Linked DNA regions of Homo sapiens: region 2 is linked to region 1. Evidence: read pairs that join two places in POLR2A ChIA-PET (ENCODE). Cell type or tissue: Panc1. All regions are shown on one strand. Links, peaks and the distances in the headings refer to the core of each region. The heading gives the core; the rest is flanking DNA. Region 1 holds the start of LOC124902704. Region 2 has its middle 12 kb from the start of MRGPRD.

Region 1 (8,397 bases), core at 266-8,265:
CATATGCATGTAGTCACTTTATAAGTCATTGTATGTTATTATATTCCGTAGGTAGATGTGTAACCTCTTCACCTTATTCATGGCTGAAGTCACCTCTTGGTTACAGTAGCGTAGCGTGCCCGTGTGCATGTCCTTTGCGCCTGTGACCACCACCCCAACAAACCATCCAGTGACAAACCATCCAGTGGAGGTTTGTCGGGCACCAGCCAGCGTAGCAGGGTCGGGAAAGGCCACCTGTCCCACTCCTACGATACGCTACTATAAAGAGAAGACGAAATAGTGACATAATATATTCTATTTTTATACTCTTCCTATTTTTGTAGTGACCTGTTTATGAGATGCTGGTTTTCTACCCAACGGCCCTGCAGCCAGCTCACGTCCAGGTTCAACCCACAGCTACTTGGTTTGTGTTCTTCTTCATATTCTAAAACCATTCCATTTCCAAGCACTTTCAGTCCAATAGGTGTAGGAAATAGCGCTGTTTTTGTTGTGTGTGCAGGGAGGGCAGTTTTCTAATGGAATGGTTTGGGAATATCCATGTACTTGTTTGCAAGCAGGACTTTGAGGCAAGTGTGGGCCACTGTGGTGGCAGTGGAGGTGGGGTGTTTGGGAGGCTGCGTGCCAGTCAAGAAGAAAAAGGTTTGCATTCTCACATTGCCAGGATGATAAGTTCCTTTCCTTTTCTTTAAAGAAGTTGAAGTTTAGGAATCCTTTGGTGCCAACTGGTGTTTGAAAGTAGGGACCTCAGAGGTTTACCTAGAGAACAGGTGGTTTTTAAGGGTTATCTTAGATGTTTCACACCGGAAGGTTTTTAAACACTAAAATATATAATTTATAGTTAAGGCTAAAAAGTATATTTATTGCAGAGGATGTTCATAAGGCCAGTATGATTTATAAATGCAATCTCCCCTTGATTTAAACACACAGATACACACACACACACACACACACACAAACCTTCTGCCTTTGATGTTACAGATTTAATACAGTTTATTTTTAAAGATAGATCCTTTTATAGGTGAGAAAAAAACAATCTGGAAGAAAAAAACCACACAAAGACATTGATTCAGCCTGTTTGGCGTTTCCCAGAGTCATCTGATTGGACAGGCATGGGTGCAAGGAAAATTAGGGTACTCAACCTAAGTTCGGTTCCGATGAATTCTTATCCCCTGCCCCTTCCTTTAAAAAACTTAGTGACAAAATAGACAATTTGCACATCTTGGCTATGTAATTCTTGTAATTTTTATTTAGGAAGTGTTGAAGGGAGGTGGCAAGAGTGTGGAGGCTGACGTGTGAGGGAGGACAGGCGGGAGGAGGTGTGAGGAGGAGGCTCCCGAGGGGAAGGGGCGGTGCCCACACCGGGGACAGGCCGCAGCTCCATTTTCTTATTGCGCTGCTACCGTTGACTTCCAGGCACGGTTTGGAAATATTCACATCGCTTCTGTGTATCTCTTTCACATTGTTTGCTGCTATTGGAGGATCAGTTTTTTGTTTTACAATGTCATATACTGCCATGTACTAGTTTTAGTTTTCTCTTAGAACATTGTATTACAGATGCCTTTTTTGTAGTTTTTTTTTTTTTTATGTGATCAATTTTGACTTAATGTGATTACTGCTCTATTCCAAAAAGGTTGCTGTTTCACAATACCTCATGCTTCACTTAGCCATGGTGGACCCAGCGGGCAGGTTCTGCCTGCTTTGGCGGGCAGACACGCGGGCGCGATCCCACACAGGCTGGCGGGGGCCGGCCCCGAGGCCGCGTGCGTGAGAACCGCGCCGGTGTCCCCAGAGACCAGGCTGTGTCCCTCTTCTCTTCCCTGCGCCTGTGATGCTGGGCACTTCATCTGATCGGGGGCGTAGCATCATAGTAGTTTTTACAGCTGTGTTATTCTTTGCGTGTAGCTATGGAAGTTGCATAATTATTATTATTATTATTATAACAAGTGTGTCTTACGTGCCACCACGGCGTTGTACCTGTAGGACTCTCATTCGGGATGATTGGAATAGCTTCTGGAATTTGTTCAAGTTTTGGGTATGTTTAATCTGTTATGTACTAGTGTTCTGTTTGTTATTGTTTTGTTAATTACACCATAATGCTAATTTAAAGAGACTCCAAATCTCAATGAAGCCAGCTCACAGTGCTGTGTGCCCCGGTCACCTAGCAAGCTGCCGAACCAAAAGAATTTGCACCCCGCTGCGGGCCCACGTGGTTGGGGCCCTGCCCTGGCAGGGTCATCCTGTGCTCGGAGGCCATCTCGGGCACAGGCCCACCCCGCCCCACCCCTCCAGAACACGGCTCACGCTTACCTCAACCATCCTGGCTGCGGCGTCTGTCTGAACCACGCGGGGGCCTTGAGGGACGCTTTGTCTGTCGTGATGGGGCAAGGGCACAAGTCCTGGATGTTGTGTGTATCGAGAGGCCAAAGGCTGGTGGCAAGTGCACGGGGCACAGCGGAGTCTGTCCTGTGACGCGCAAGTCTGAGGGTCTGGGCGGCGGGCGGCTGGGTCTGTGCATTTCTGGTTGCACCGCGGCGCTTCCCAGCACCAACATGTAACCGGCATGTTTCCAGCAGAAGACAAAAAGACAAACATGAAAGTCTAGAAATAAAACTGGTAAAACCCCAGCGTGGTGCCTGCCTCTTTGCTTCCTGGGCTGGCCGTGAGCCAGGGACGCGTGTCCTGGTGCCCTAGAACCAGGGCAGGGTGGCAGGCTTGGCGGATGTGGGAGGCCGCAGCCTGTCCTGTGCGCTGTGGGAAGTTCAGCAGCATCCTGACCTCCATCCCCGGGATGACAGTCACGCCACCCGCCGTGACAACCAAGAATGTCTCCTGACACTGCCACATCCCCGGGGGTGGGGACAGAATCCAGCCAGGAGCAGGCACACCCCTCCCAACTGGGAGGAAGCCCTCAGCACAGGTGTGTGAGGTGGGAGGCGGTGTCCTGTCCCCGGGAGGCTCCAGAGAATAATTTGCAGGCTGCCTGGCTGGGTGAGCCCACCTCCAACCACGCGAGACAACAGCTCCGGCCTGGGTGACGTGAGCGGTGCCCATTGATGGGGAACATCTTCCCCCTCTTCCTTGCCCCACCAGTTTGTCTTCCCGGGTTATTTGCAGATAGGAAAATAAATAAAGCCGGCATTCGTTAACCCTCTTCTGGCGCAAACTGCTGTTTGCTCTGGATGAATCATGGTCCTTTGGCGACGCCAGGCTCCGGGAGAGCAAAGCACCGTGTCAGGGCCATGATCCGGGGTGGCCTTTCACTGGGATCGTGGGGACCTGGAGGCCGCCTTATAGGACACCCATGACGCCCACCTCTGGATTTCAGGTGCACGTGACTGGACTTAACTTCAAACCCCAGGGTGGAGGCAGGTAGTGGGAGTGCCCTGGGAAGGTGTCCTCGGACCTTGGTCACTGCTCCTGAACCCATCTGTGAGGCTGGTTTGTCCTCATCCCAAGCTAAGTGGAAGCTCAGGTCCCAAGCCACCGATGGGTGCTACTTGTCAGCTGCAGGTTGAATCTCCGTGGCCTTTATGAAGCACCTGCTGTCTACCCTTCCTGCCTTGTAGAGCACTCCTCCCAGGGCTCAACAGTGGGGCCGGGGTGGTCGGTGTGTTGGCTCCACAGGCGCCTGCCCTGGGAGGAAGGTGGGGTGTGGAGGGAAACGCTTGGCCCCTGTAGGTCTCCACCAGCCTCTCCCCTGAGGGTGGGGGCTCCGGGAGCCTTCCTCGAGGGAGTCCTATATTGAGTGGGTGGGGGAGCCTGCAAGGTGCCCCTGACAGGTCACATCAGAAAGAGCTCAAGGGACAGTCGGAGCCAGAGGTGACACTGGTGGCCACTCGGGTGGCTCACAAGGCCCAGCTCCTCCTTGCTCCTGGGCAAATTACTCTGAAGGCAGGGACCAGGTCTGCACCATTGCGGCTCTCCAGTTCCAGGCAATGGCCAGGTCCTGTGTCAGGGCTGGGGTCCTAGGGAAGCCATGTCCCCACCCCCGGCCTGCAGCTGGGTTTACATTCATCCCCCGAGAGCACATGGGTGTAGCAGGAGGCCTGTGCAGAGAGCTCCGACCATCGCACAGGGCACCTTTGGTTGTTTCACGGAGCAGGCAAGGGAGCCATCGGATCCTGTTAGGTTTGAGCAAGGATGTGGGGAAGAAGCTGGAGAGCCACTTTGCCATGCAGGGAGAGGAGCACATGGGTCTAGGGATCTACTTTAGTGTTTGGAAGGTTTTTTAAGATGAAAGAGGGATGTGTAGGCTGATAGGTCTGGCAGAGCCAAAAGGCAGCGACATGTCTACTGGGAGAGATGGAGCTGAGCGCGGGGCTCAGGCAGGGTGGCAGGGCAGGGCCGGGGCCCTGGGTGGGTCAGGTGGGTTCACAGCCAAGTGTGTAGAGAGGGCTTGGGCCCAGAGTGAAGCAGTTGCAAGCTCTCCCACAACCCATTCTCTCTGTCTCGGCATCTGTGGCATCCCGTGATGGGTGGGTCTGTACACACCCCACCCCTGGCTGTGCCACAATGGGGGTGTCTGTACACCCCTCACCCCTGGCTGTGCCACGATGGGGGGGTCTGTACACCCCCCATCCCTGGCTGTGCCACGATGGGGGGTTCTGTACATCCCCCAGTGATGGGTGGGTCTATACATCGTGGTTATGCCACGAGCTCCAAGGCTGTATCAGTCCGTTTTCACACTGCTAACAAAGACATACCCGAGACTGGGTAATTTATAAAGAAAAAGAGGTTTAATAGACTCACAGTTCTACGTAGCTGGGAGGCCTCACCATCACGGCGGAAGGCGAAAGGCCCGTCTTCCATGGCAGCAGGCAAGAGAGAATGAGACTCAAGTGAAAGGGGAAACCCCTATAAAACCATCAGATCTGCTGAGACTTGTTCACCACCATGGGAACAGTATAGGGGAAACTGCCCCATGATTCAATCACCTCCCACCGGGTCCCTCCCACAACACGTGGGAATTATGGGAGCTACAATTCAAGATGAGATTTGGGTGGGGACACAGCCAAACCATATCAAAGGCATCGTCTGGCCACTCTAGGCCCTTGTTCCCAACTCTCAAACTCCACTGACATCACCTCTGTGCCTGCAACCCCTCCTGGGATTCAGTGGAGACCTCGTCCCTTGTTGGAGTATCTGCGCTACCCAGAGGGTGATGGTAAAAACTGACCTTTGAGGAACTTCAGAGACAAAGCCTTCCGCAGTCAGCTCTCCCTGCAGCCCCTTCGCAGAAGCCTGTCCTCACACGCCCGCCACCCCTACCTGCCCTGCCTCCTGGCCCATCTCCCTGCAGCCAGACAGTCCTCATCCATTCTTCATCCTCTGCCCCCAACCCCCAGCCTTCCTATCTCCCTTCAGCTCCGTCCAAGGTCCCTGGGACTCAGCCCCATCTCTCCCCAGCCTTGACCCCAATAAGCTCGATGTCTTTGCCCAGGAGCTCCTGACACACCAGACTGCATCCAGCTTCCTGTTCTGCGCTTGGCCCACCGCCTCGGTCCACAGGAACCTTCATCTCTGCTCTGACTGTAAGGATGGGCTCTCTGAGGGCTTCCCCACCCCACAGCAGGCAGGTGGTTCTGGGAGTCTGGGATTGTCATGCCTGGGCACCTTCCTGCTCTGGCTGAGCCCCTCCAGGACGGAAATCTCCCAGATTTCTCTCTGCCTCCGTCTCCCCACCCTGGCATACAGTGGGTCCTAGGAAGGGGGCCGAATGGAAGGGAGGTCGTGTCGGCTCCTACAGGGCAGCCCCAAGCTGCTGGGCTGAGGTGCAGAGCCATGGGTCCAGCCTGACCCGCATGCCGGGAGCTGATTCCATGGCTGGAAGGGTCGGGGGTTCCCCAGGAGCCCAGACAGCACCTAGAGTTGTCACAAGGAGTGAAAGGCCCTGAGGGGACAGAGGAAGGAGGCTGGGCAGAGTGGGCACGTGGACTTCGGACCGCGCTTGTGGGATAACAGTGGCTAGGGCTGTGCAGAGGGTGGTGCACTGCCCATGGGAGTCCAGAGAAGCCAGGTCCAGTGGCAGTGGCATGCATCCGGCAATCCCTCCGGCTACCCTGCATGCAGCGTGACCCTCCTTGAAGCACCCCAGGAAGCAGTCACAGCCTCGCTCTGCCCAGCATTGGGGGCCTGGCCTCTGAATCTGGTGGGGAAGGCTGTGTTGCCTGCTGGCACCCGCTCTATCACCAGTCCCACCATAAGGCTAGTCCCCAAAGTCAGCACTGCAGCCAGGGCCAGCGAGGGCCAGCAAGGGCAGGCCTGTGCAGGGGCTGCAGCGTGGGGTGTGCGTCCCGCACTCTGGGCCAGCCTCGCAGCTCACAGGGCTCTGTCATCCCAGGAATGTCTTTGATCAAGAGTTTATGCAAGACGAGGAAAGCAAGCCCAGGACCTCTAATCCGTTCCCACAGTCCCCTGCCCGCCAGGGCCCCACAAGCCCAGCGCCACACCGCCAGGCCTGAGCAGACAATAGCAGGCGGACGGGTGGGCGGGCAGCTCTGGGGCCGCTGGCCTTGGGGCCCACATCCGGGAGCATTGTCACCGCCACTCACGAGGGCACACAAGGAGGGCTGGGGAAGAGAGAATGCAGAGCCCTCTGCTGAAGGGGCTTCGGTGGGCCTTGAGCCTTTCAAAGACGGCGGTGTCCATTAATCCTTTTAATTTGCACCTAGCGGCAGCTGAGACAAGCCTCTCAACCGGCAGCCACTTTAAGAGCTGAGTGGTCTAACCCGAGGATCAGCTCCTATTCCAGACCCTGGGCCCTCTGAGCCTGTCGAGGCAGTCCTCCTTGCCTTTGTTTAATCACGGGAGGAATCGCAGCTGGAGGTTACTGAGCACGCACTGTGTGCCTTGTGCTCAACACCGAACACAGTTTCTCTCTGAGTTTTGCAACGACCCCATGGGTTGGTGACAGGGAGGGGACACTCTGGTGGCAGCCACAGACACAGCCCTGCCCTCCCAGAGCCTACACTCTCCCGCACACAATCATCCCATCTGCTAGGTCAGGGATTGGCAGGTTTTCTGGAAAGGGCCACAGAGAGAGGCTTCAGGCTTTGTGGGCCACAGGTTCTCTTGCCCTGTGCAAAAGCAGCTGCAGCCGCTCTGTGAATGAGTGAGCATGGCTGTGTGCCAATAAAGCTTTATTTACAAAAATAGGCAGCAGACTGGATTCAGGCTGAGGGTGGTAGTTTGCCGACCCCTGTTGTAGATGAGTAAACCGAGGCCCAGAGAGGTAAAGTAACTGAGCCAGGACTGCACAGCTAGTGTGTGACCAAGCCAGCCTGGTGGGTCAGCCTCATGGAGAAGAAAAGGCTCAAGCTTCAAAAAGGGAAATGCACGGAGGCTTCATTGGGCCATTTGCAGCCAGGCCCCACGCACACAGCTCAGGGCCCTGCTTCGCCAGCTCCACCTGTTTCGAGGCTCCCAGTAGGTTGCCCCTGCGGGCGGCACTGTGTCTTGGCTGCTGGCCTGGAGAAGGGCAGCCAAACAGGCCGGCAGTGGACATCTGAGGGTGACCAGCTGTTTAAAAAGAAAACTCACCGGCATGTATAGGCACACATTAAGCACACACGTTTTGGAGTAAAAGGCCCTGGGGTTGGATCTCGGATCTGCAGCTTTCCAGCTGTGCGGCCTCATTTCTCTGGGCCTCAATGTTCACACCTATAACATGGGGAAATCCTGCAAGAACACAGCCCATGATGGGGAGTCGTCTCCATCTCCTACTCACGACAACGACCAGCACAGAACGGGGGCTCCATAAATCTCTGTCAATAACTGAATTCTTTCTGGGGTGCTGAGGATTCTATGGCTCAATGTGTGTGAAGCACTGCTGAGCACCGAGCTTGGGGTGCAGTGATCACTCAGGGAACGCCATCATCCCCTCGGCGCATCCGCATAATCACCATCAGCATTCCATGCACTGCCCAGGTCTGGAAGCACAGGCCTCCATGCCACGGCGGCCGCCTGGGTGGTGGCACCAAAGCCGATCTTACTTCCCTCCTTTGGCACATTAAGTAGACAGTTCTGGGTCTTCTTGACACCACGGATGCCCCCTCCTGGTGTTGACAGCACCCAGACTTTGCTCCAGGGAACCACCATTCCCAGATCTGTGGTTTGAGTGGGACCGAACCCATCCCCAGCTCCAGGCCAGGTCTTCATAGGCTGAAACCCAACTGCACATCCACACCCACCAGAAGAGCAGCAAGTTAATGGATGGGTGAGAAATCAAATAGAGCCATTGAGTCTTGAGGAGACATTTTCTGGAGCTTCTGAAAAAGATAATGCTTCCCCCTTCCTTAGGATTCCCAGCAGGGAAACACAAGCCCAGGGGTGGCACTGCCCCCCTGCAGCCCTAAGGGAAGACTGAGCTGCTCCCAGGACCTCACAGGGGAGGCTGAG
Region 2 (8,244 bases), core at 1-8,000, 690 kb before region 1:
AGGGCTGGTTCCTCCTGAGGCCTCTCTCCTTGGCTGGCAGACTCTGCTACCTTCTCCCTGAGTCACAAGGTTATCCTTCTGTGTGTGTCTGTGTCTTCATCTCCACTTCTTATAAGGACACCAGTTGATATCGTTTGGCTGTGTACAATTCATCTTGAATTGTAGTTCCCATCAGGAGGAACTCGGTAGGAGGTAATTGAATCATGGGGGTGGTTACGCTCATGCTGTTCTCATGATAGTGCGTGGGTACTCGTGTGATCTGATGGTTTTATAAGGGGCTTCCCCCTTTGCTTGGCACACACTTCTCTTGCCTGCCACCAGGTAAGACGTGCCTGTTTTGCCTTCCATGATTGTAAGTTTCCTGAGGCCTCCCTAGCCATGCAGAACTGTGAGTCAGTTAAACCTCTTTTCTTTATAAATTACCCAATGTGTGGTATGTATTCATAGCAACATGAAAACAGACTAATACACCAGTCATGTGGGATTAGGGTCTACCCTAATGACCTCATGTTAACTTAATCACCCCCCTAAAGAATGTAGGGGGTCCTATCCAACAAAATCAGTATTCTGGGGGCTGAATTACCTGAAAATGGGAATAACTGATCTGTGCAGAGAGGTCCCTTCCAACAGGGATTAGCAATTCAAGGAGGTTGACAGTTGTCATAGTTAGTTCCTGCTGCTATAACAAAATACCTTATACCTGGTACTTATACTTATGATGAGTAGAAATTTCTTTCTAGGCAAGAGGATTGCTTGAGCCCAGGGCTTTAAGATCAGCCTGGGCAACATACCAAGACCCCATCTCTACAAAAAATAAAAAATAGCTAGGGGTGGCGGCTTGCACCTGTAGTCCCAGCTACTCAGGAGGCTGAGGCAGGAGGATCACTTGAGCCCAGGAGTTCAAGTCTGCAGTGAGCTATGATTGTGCCACTGTACTCCAGCTTGGGTAACATAGTGAGACCCTGTCTCAAAAAGTAAAAAAAAAAAAAAAAAAGAAGAAGAAAGAAATTTATTTCTCTCAGTTCTGGAGGCTGGGAAGTCCAAGATCAAGGTGCCAGCAGACTTGGTATCTGGTGAAGGCCCAGTCTTGCCTTCATAGTGGCACCTTTTCCTATGTCCTCACATGGCTGAAGGGCAAAAGGGGCTGGCTAGTTTCCCCGATCCCTCTCATAAGGGCACCAGTCACCTCCTAAAGTTCTCACCTCTTAATATTATCACACTGGTGGTTAAATTTTAACATATGAATTTTGAAGGGACACATACACTCAAAACTATAGCAAGAGTCAAGTGAGCTAAACTTGTAGGCAGCGACGAATGCCCCACTCCACACTGAAGTCCCGGCAAAGGCAGGGGTCCTGCCAGCCAACCTGAGAAAGTCCCTCCAGGGCACGCTTCCTGCCTGAGAAGCTGGATGTCATCCCAACTGTGAGAGCCATCTGTCCCCTCAGCTGTGACCTGGGGATGGGGGCAGAGCAGATGAACCATGTTGGGGAAATAGAAATCAAGACCTAAAGGAACACACAGACTCATAAACACAAAAGTAGCAGATTTTATCAGTGAGCAGCAACAGCAAACAACAGCCCAGCCCAGGATGTGGGGAGGTAGCCCCACATGGCTACAAAGCTACAGTGGATCTGCGCTCTGTTTCTATGGAACGAAAGCTACAGTTGGCTGTTATTCCAGCTTGTGTTGGTAGTTACATTGACGCGGGGTGATGTCCTGATTTTCCTACCTCTTTTATCAGTTCCTCCCATGGCTGTCCTGGCAGTGCTCCTATAGTCACAGTTTTTGACATTCTTCAGGAGGATTAAATTCAGTTCAGTTCCTTGCAGTGTCCCCCCAACCCCGCAGATATTGCATGACTGACAGAGCCAGGTTGCAGACCAGGAAGAGCTGGGGAAAATCAGAGGAACATCTTGGCCCTGGTGCCAATTGAAGGACCGTGACTCTGCAAGGCCTTGGCTTTGATTATGGGAGTTGATGGGACGCACATATTCCACAAGACAACCATGCTTTTAAGAGAGTTGGAGGCCAGCCAAATCCCAAACCTGGCCAGCCAATGGCCATGACGTCCATGGCCCCGATGTTGTTCGGTGGGGGATTGTGACCTCACTTCTGGCTTCACTTGAGTTTAACATGCTCCAGACTTGGACAATCAGCCTATTCCACCCCATTGGCTCCATAATTCGTTTTGGGAAAAGTACATCAGTCTCTAGTCCAAGAAGACTCAATTGCAATTTATCCAACAAGAGTCAGTCCCAGAAGTTTTCTGGGAAGTACTGTGGAAAAGGAACTCTCCTCCTTCTGGAGTCACGGAGCTGGTGGGACGGAAGGAAGTCTGCACAGTGGGAACCCATTATGCCAACTAAGGGGGAGTGCCTGCCTGAGAAAAAGGTCACAGTGGAGAGCAGAGCTGATGGAGAGAGAGAAACAGGTTCCTGATGACACTGTTAGGTCACCTGGATCGACCCATGCCTGAAGCCGTGATATTTTGGAGCTTTTAGTTACTAAAGCAAATACATTCCTTTCCCTTTGATCCAGTTTGACCTCAGTTTCATTCTCTTGCTGCCCAAAACATCTCCACTTATGCAGTTACCCAAATGACAATTAAGTGTGTCTGGGTTCCTTGGTTGAGACAGCTATTATCAGCCCTGTCTGACTTAAGGAAAAAATAAAAAAGATAGACATTCATTGGAAGCCTGTGAAGGAGCTGCTGAATTGACTGTTGCCTAGAGAACAGGCTGGAGAAGTACAGGAGCTACTCAAGGGCCAGAAGTGGCCAGGGCGCCTTCTCTTGTTGGTTTACTTGTGTCGAGCTTCAGTTCTCTGGGAGTGTAGGTGTCAGTGGGCAGCCCTAGGCTGTGTATTGGTTTTCCGTGCTGCCATAAATACCAGAAACTTGGTGGCTTAACACAACTGGAATTCATTCTCTCACAGTGTTGGAGGCCAGAAGTCTGAGATGAAAGCAGGGTCAGGTTGGCTCCCTCTGGATGCTCTAGGGGAGGATCCGCTCTTTGCCCCTTTCCCAGCTTCTGGTGGCTCCTACAACCCTGGCGTTCCTTGCCTTGTAACTGCCTCACTCCAGCCTCTGCCTCCTTCATCAGGCAGTGTTCTCCTTTCCATCTCTGTCTGTTCACATGGCTTTCTGATAAGGACACCTGCCATATTGGATTGGGGCCCTCACTTCTCCATATGACCTCATCCTAGCTAAGTACATCTGCAAAGACCCCATTTCCAAATCAGGCCACATTCTGAGATTCTGGTGAGTGCGGCATTTTGGGATACACCCTTTCACCCAGTGCAGGCCACGCCTGTCCCTGGTTGTATGAGACGATGAGGAGGATTTTCAGCAAGGGGTTCCTTATGCTTCCAGGGCACAAGGTACTGGATTTACCCTCTCATCAAGTCAGGGTGGCCATTCCTACCAAGGGTGTTCTGGATGCTTTAGAAAGGGGATTGGACGTTGGACCCACCGCAGGCAATAGGGCCACCTATCTGTACACGTCCTTTCTCTAGTGCATGCACTTCCCAAATATCCCTCTCCCCATGGCCAGAGCATCCGAGAATGTCCTGGCGCATCCTTCGCCACATATGTCCCCAGTCCTGGGGGACAGCATCCTCTGGGTCCTCTGTGGGGAGTGGTGAGTGGCAGAGTGGCTGCCGTGGGAGATTCACCTGTTTTTTTCTGACGTATTTGAGTTCTTCCCTCTACATTCTATGCAGCGGGCTTTCTGTCCTCTGACTTCCCTGGCCTGGGTGAGTTTCAGATCCATGCTAACCAGATTCTTAGGCCACATCCAACCCTGTGGGCCTGGCCGTGGGACGCAGGGGCTCTATAAATGCACGCATATCGACGCATTCCATTCGATCTTCAATAACGGACTCCCTCCTCTGTTAAGCGCTCCCAAAATGTCATTCCCACAGAAATCACCCAGATGTTGAACAGCAGAGTATGAAATTCCTGCGTTCCTCTCCAGCCACCCTGGGTCACGCAGGGATCTGATCCAAGGTAAGGATGACTGTGAGGGTAGGGCGGGGGGAATCTTGTTTCCTGTAATGCAGCTCCCTGGAGAGGGCAGCAGCTCCCTGGAGAGGGCAGCAACTCTTCTAGGAAGGCTGGGACCGCCTCCTCAGATCGGGGAGGACGACCTCCTTCAGGCAGAAGAAGCCCCTGGGTGGTTCTTCACGGTTTGGCTGGTTGGGGTCAGGATCTGTCCTGTGTCTTCCGGGAATTTCCGAATGTCTCCTTTTCCATGGATGGATGTGCAGCCTCTTACAAGGAATGCCTGGCTCATGGTGAGTGCTCAGAAATGTTTGTGGAGTGAATAACAGACCCATGAAGCTGTGAATTCCACAGGCGTCTGATCTAGCCAACTGCAGAAGTGCATCGTGAGAGTTGCTTTTCCCAAATCAATCAGCGCCCAGGCTACAAAAACAGGCAGAGGAGGTGGTTCTTCCAGCACTGCATAGGAAGTCTTAGGTTTCGGCCGGGCGTGGTGGCTCACGCCTGTAGTCCTTGCACTTCAGGAGGCCGAGGCGGGTGGATCAAGGAGTCAGGAGTTCAAGAACAGCCTGGCCAAAATGGTGAAACCCCGTCTCTACTAAAAATAAAAAAAAAATTAGCAGGGTGTGGTGGCAGGTGCCTGTAATCCCAGCTACTCGGGAGGCTGAGGCAGAGAATTGCTTGAACCTGGGAGGTGGAGGTTGCAGTGAGCCGAGATCACGCCATTGCACTCCAGCCTGGGCGACAGAATGAGACTCTCTCTCTCTCTCTCTCAAAAAAAAAAAAAAAAAAAAAAAAAAAGTCTTCAGCTTCAGTCTGAATCTCAAAATAAGAAGTTAGAGGCTGACTTGTCACTATGTTGAGTAAGGTATGCAGGGCAGTCAGATGCCGCCACCCTGGCCCAGGGCCTGAGTATTCTCCTGCTTTTCATGAACGTGTATGGCAGCAGCTGCAAGCCCAGTATCGACCCTCAAGCTGTCCCCGGTTAACTCCTGACCATCTGGAATTGGAAAGGAACTTCTCTGCCTTCCATCCAGGGGGCACATTATTTTGTGGGACCTAAAGCTTATCCATCCAAGGAGTGGCGCTTATTAAGAAAAAGAATACAGGCTGGGCGCGGTGACTCACGCCTGTAACCCCAGTACTTTGGGAGGCTGAGGCGGGAGGATTGCTTGAGCCCAGGAGTTCAAGACCAGCCTGGGCAACATGGCAAAACCCCATCTCTACAAAAAATACAAAAATTAGCCTGGCATGCTGGCACACGCCTGTAGTCCCAGCTACTCAGGAGGCTTGAGGTGGAAGGATCACTAGAGGCCAGGAGGTCAAGGCTGCAGTGAGCCGTAATCGTGCCACTGTACTCCAGCCTGCGTGACAGAGTGAGACCCCCCATTTCAAAAAAAAAAAAAAGGAATATGAATTTATAAATACAAAATTAGGGACAACATTGAACACTTATTTAAAACGAGAAAAGAAATCACAGCAAATTACAGATTTTAAAAAGCTGACAAATATCACAAGTAATACATAATACAGAAAAACAGTCGTGATAATTTTTTTACCTTTTTTGGCTGACACTCTTTGATATCCTTTTCAGATGTCAACGGTTTTGAATATTTTCCACAGTGAGAATCAAAAGCTAATTCAATCTTGTTTTAGCATGGGTGATCAAAATGTGTTTTGTATTGTTTTTAGATGTTTCTTAGCTTCACAACTGATTATTGCTAATGTCCTGTACATTTTTCGGATTGTTGTCAAATTTTGAAGACCCCTCTCAAGTTGTTTTTCATATATGATTGGTGAGATTTCAGGGCATTTCAGCTTTTCTTGTGCAGTGATTAATCTGAAATAGTCTTTGAAGCGATAACACTCGTTAATTCATTATTGTCAATGTCCGTGCTGCAGTGGTTTTTCAAGATGTAAGTTGTCTTCCTTGATGTCAAACCAGCAAGAAATTTAAATATTTCCCAATATGTTCATAAAATGTACTCCTCATCATGAATTGGACGATCAAAAATCCAGGAGCCTACTGATTTCTTCTATTCCAAATTGATCTTTTCCTCTTAATGAATTGCTTTTGGTTACAATTCAGTTCTCAGTTTCAAACTGATTTCTGTTGATTTCAATATTCATCTTTTATCCCATCTGTTTCATATCCTGTTAATTTTTACCTGAACTTTCTCTTAGTTCTTTAAGAAATCAATAAATTTAAAGATAACAAAATAAGGTCCTCTTCATTTCTCAACTTGTCACTCTAATTCTCTCTCCTTGAAATCCAGAATTGGACCTGAGGGGCAAATGCAGCTTCTGTGGGACTGGATCCGAGGCAGGAGAACTTGGGCTTTGGAACTGGCTATTCCTCCAGGATGCAGGGGCAGAGGTGGCCCGTGTGCAAGACAGAAGGATGGAGCCGATGTACAGAGAGGCAAGTGGTGAGAGCAGGGGGCAGGGTGGTCCTGAGTTCCTGTGCCTCTGCCATTTCTGGAAGGTTCTGGTGCCTTCCAGAGGGAGACCCAGTAGCCAATCTGCCCTGGGGCTCCCTGATTTCATCGGCAAGCTCCCTGAGCACTGGTGCCCAGTCTCGTAGGCCAGATCAGATACAGGTCTTTGATCATGGCCGGAGAGGGACCCGCAGCATGATCAGGAGGGTGGAGGCTGACTCTGTTGGAGGAAGAGTGGCAATCAGACCACCCCTGAGAGAGGGGCATTTGGAGTACATCTGATTCCCTGATCTGGATGCCTTCTCCTTCCTCTTTGTCCAGTGTATCCTTATTATCCTTCAAGGCATAGGCAGTGCCTGCCTCCTCCGGGAAGTCCCCCAGACTTTCAAGCCCTCACTTCCTTCTCCTGAGACTCTCCATTCCCCTTATCACATCTACAGCCCTTACTGTTCTTTTTTAATTTTTAAGAAATGGAGTCCACCTCTGTCACCCAGGCTGGAGTGCATTGGCACACTCATAGCTCACTGGAGCCTTGAACTCCTGGGCTCAAGTGATCCTCCTGACTCAGCCTTCAGGGTAGCTGGAACTACAGGCTTGTACCGACACACCCAGCTCTGTTCTGTCTTTTTAAGTGGATTGGTTTTGTCTGCCCAACTAGTCAGTGAGCTCTTTGACAACTAGGACCATGGTTTCTGTTTCTGTTTTTCACCTTTGCTGCAAATGCAGTGCATCTTTAATAAGCAATGACCTGGCCAGGCGCGGTGGCTCACGCCTGTAATCCCAACACTTTGGGAGGCCGAGGCAGGTAGATCACCTGAGGTCAGGAGTTTGAAACCAGCCTGGCCAACATGGCGAAACCCCATCTCCATTAAAAATACATCTCCATTAAAAATCCTGTATTAAAAATATTTTTAATATAAGAGCTGGAGGCAGGGACAGGGAACAAAGGGTGACAGCCACCCCACCTAAGCCCAGTGGACTGAAAACAGGGAAGAGGCACGCTCAAGTTAAAACTGGCAGGCATGGCTGGGCATGGTGGCTCACGTCTGAAATCCCAGCACTCTGGGAGGTCAAGATGGGCGGATCACTTAAGGTCAGGAGTTTGAGACCAGCTTGGCCAATATGGCAAAACCCGTCTCCACTAAAACTACAAAAATTACCCGGGCATGATGGTGGGTGCCTGTAATCCCAGCTACTCGGGAGGCTGAGGCAGGAGAATCACTTTAACCCAGGAGGTGGAGGCTGCAGTGAGCCGAGATTGCTCCACTGCACTCCAGCCTGGGCGACAGAGCAAGACTCCATCTCAAAAATAAAAATAAAAATAAAAATAAAAATAAAAAAAAGCAGCAGCAATGACCTGTTGAATGTGCTGGATGGCTTTACTTTAATGCCTCCTCTGAGACACACTTGTGCTGTGCCGCATGCCAAGCATATAGTGGACACCTATTATTGACCCTCTCAGCCTGAGATGGTAGAAGTCTAACTGCCCAATGGGTTCACCTTGCCCATTTAGACAAGAGCCCATTTAGACAGAGCCCATTTATCAAGACGGGAATTGCAATGGAGAAAGAGTAATTCATGCAGAGCTGGCTGTGCAGGAGACTGGAGTTTTAATAATTCTCAAATCAGTCTCTCTGAGCATTTGGGGATCAGAGTTTTTAAAGATCATTTGGTGGGTAGGGGCTTGGGAAGTGGGGAGTGCTGATTGGTCAGGCTGGAGATGGAATCACAGGGGATCAAAGTAAGTTTTTCTTGCCGTCTTTTGTTCCTGGGTGGGATGGCAGAACTGGTTGAACAAGACTA

What was found. ChIA-PET counts read pairs that join two places held together with the same protein. Peaks named below come from ENCODE experiments on the same cell type or tissue, not always from the same donor. Only the 100,000 strongest peaks of a DNase experiment are listed, where the experiment ranks them.
Region 2: POLR2A ChIA-PET joins it to region 1 with 11 read pairs; 2 of 35 experiments call an interaction of 5 or more read pairs at or near these places.

The regions. Positions count from the first base shown.
Region 1 is chr11:69,651,851-69,660,247 of GRCh38, forward strand. It overlaps CCND1 (cyclin D1), which reads left to right. Exons shown (of 5, transcript NM_053056.3): 5 at 1-2,624. LOC124902704 reads right to left here and starts at 6,065. Exons shown (of 1, transcript XM_047427985.1): 1 at 5,348-6,065. The coding sequence starts at 6,065. The coding sequence ends at 5,361. RefSeq lists enhancers at 3,080-4,017, 5,897-6,624. In Panc1, for the core only: no CTCF peak of the experiment used is centred there; no DNase peak of the experiment used is centred there; H3K4me3 peaks cover 514 bases; H3K27ac peaks cover 869 bases.
Region 2 is chr11:68,964,628-68,972,871 of GRCh38, forward strand. No RefSeq gene overlaps it. Among named protein-coding and RNA genes, the nearest start is that of MRGPRD, 12 kb to the right of the region's middle. In Panc1, for the core only: no CTCF peak of the experiment used is centred there; no DNase peak of the experiment used is centred there; H3K27me3 peaks cover 580 bases.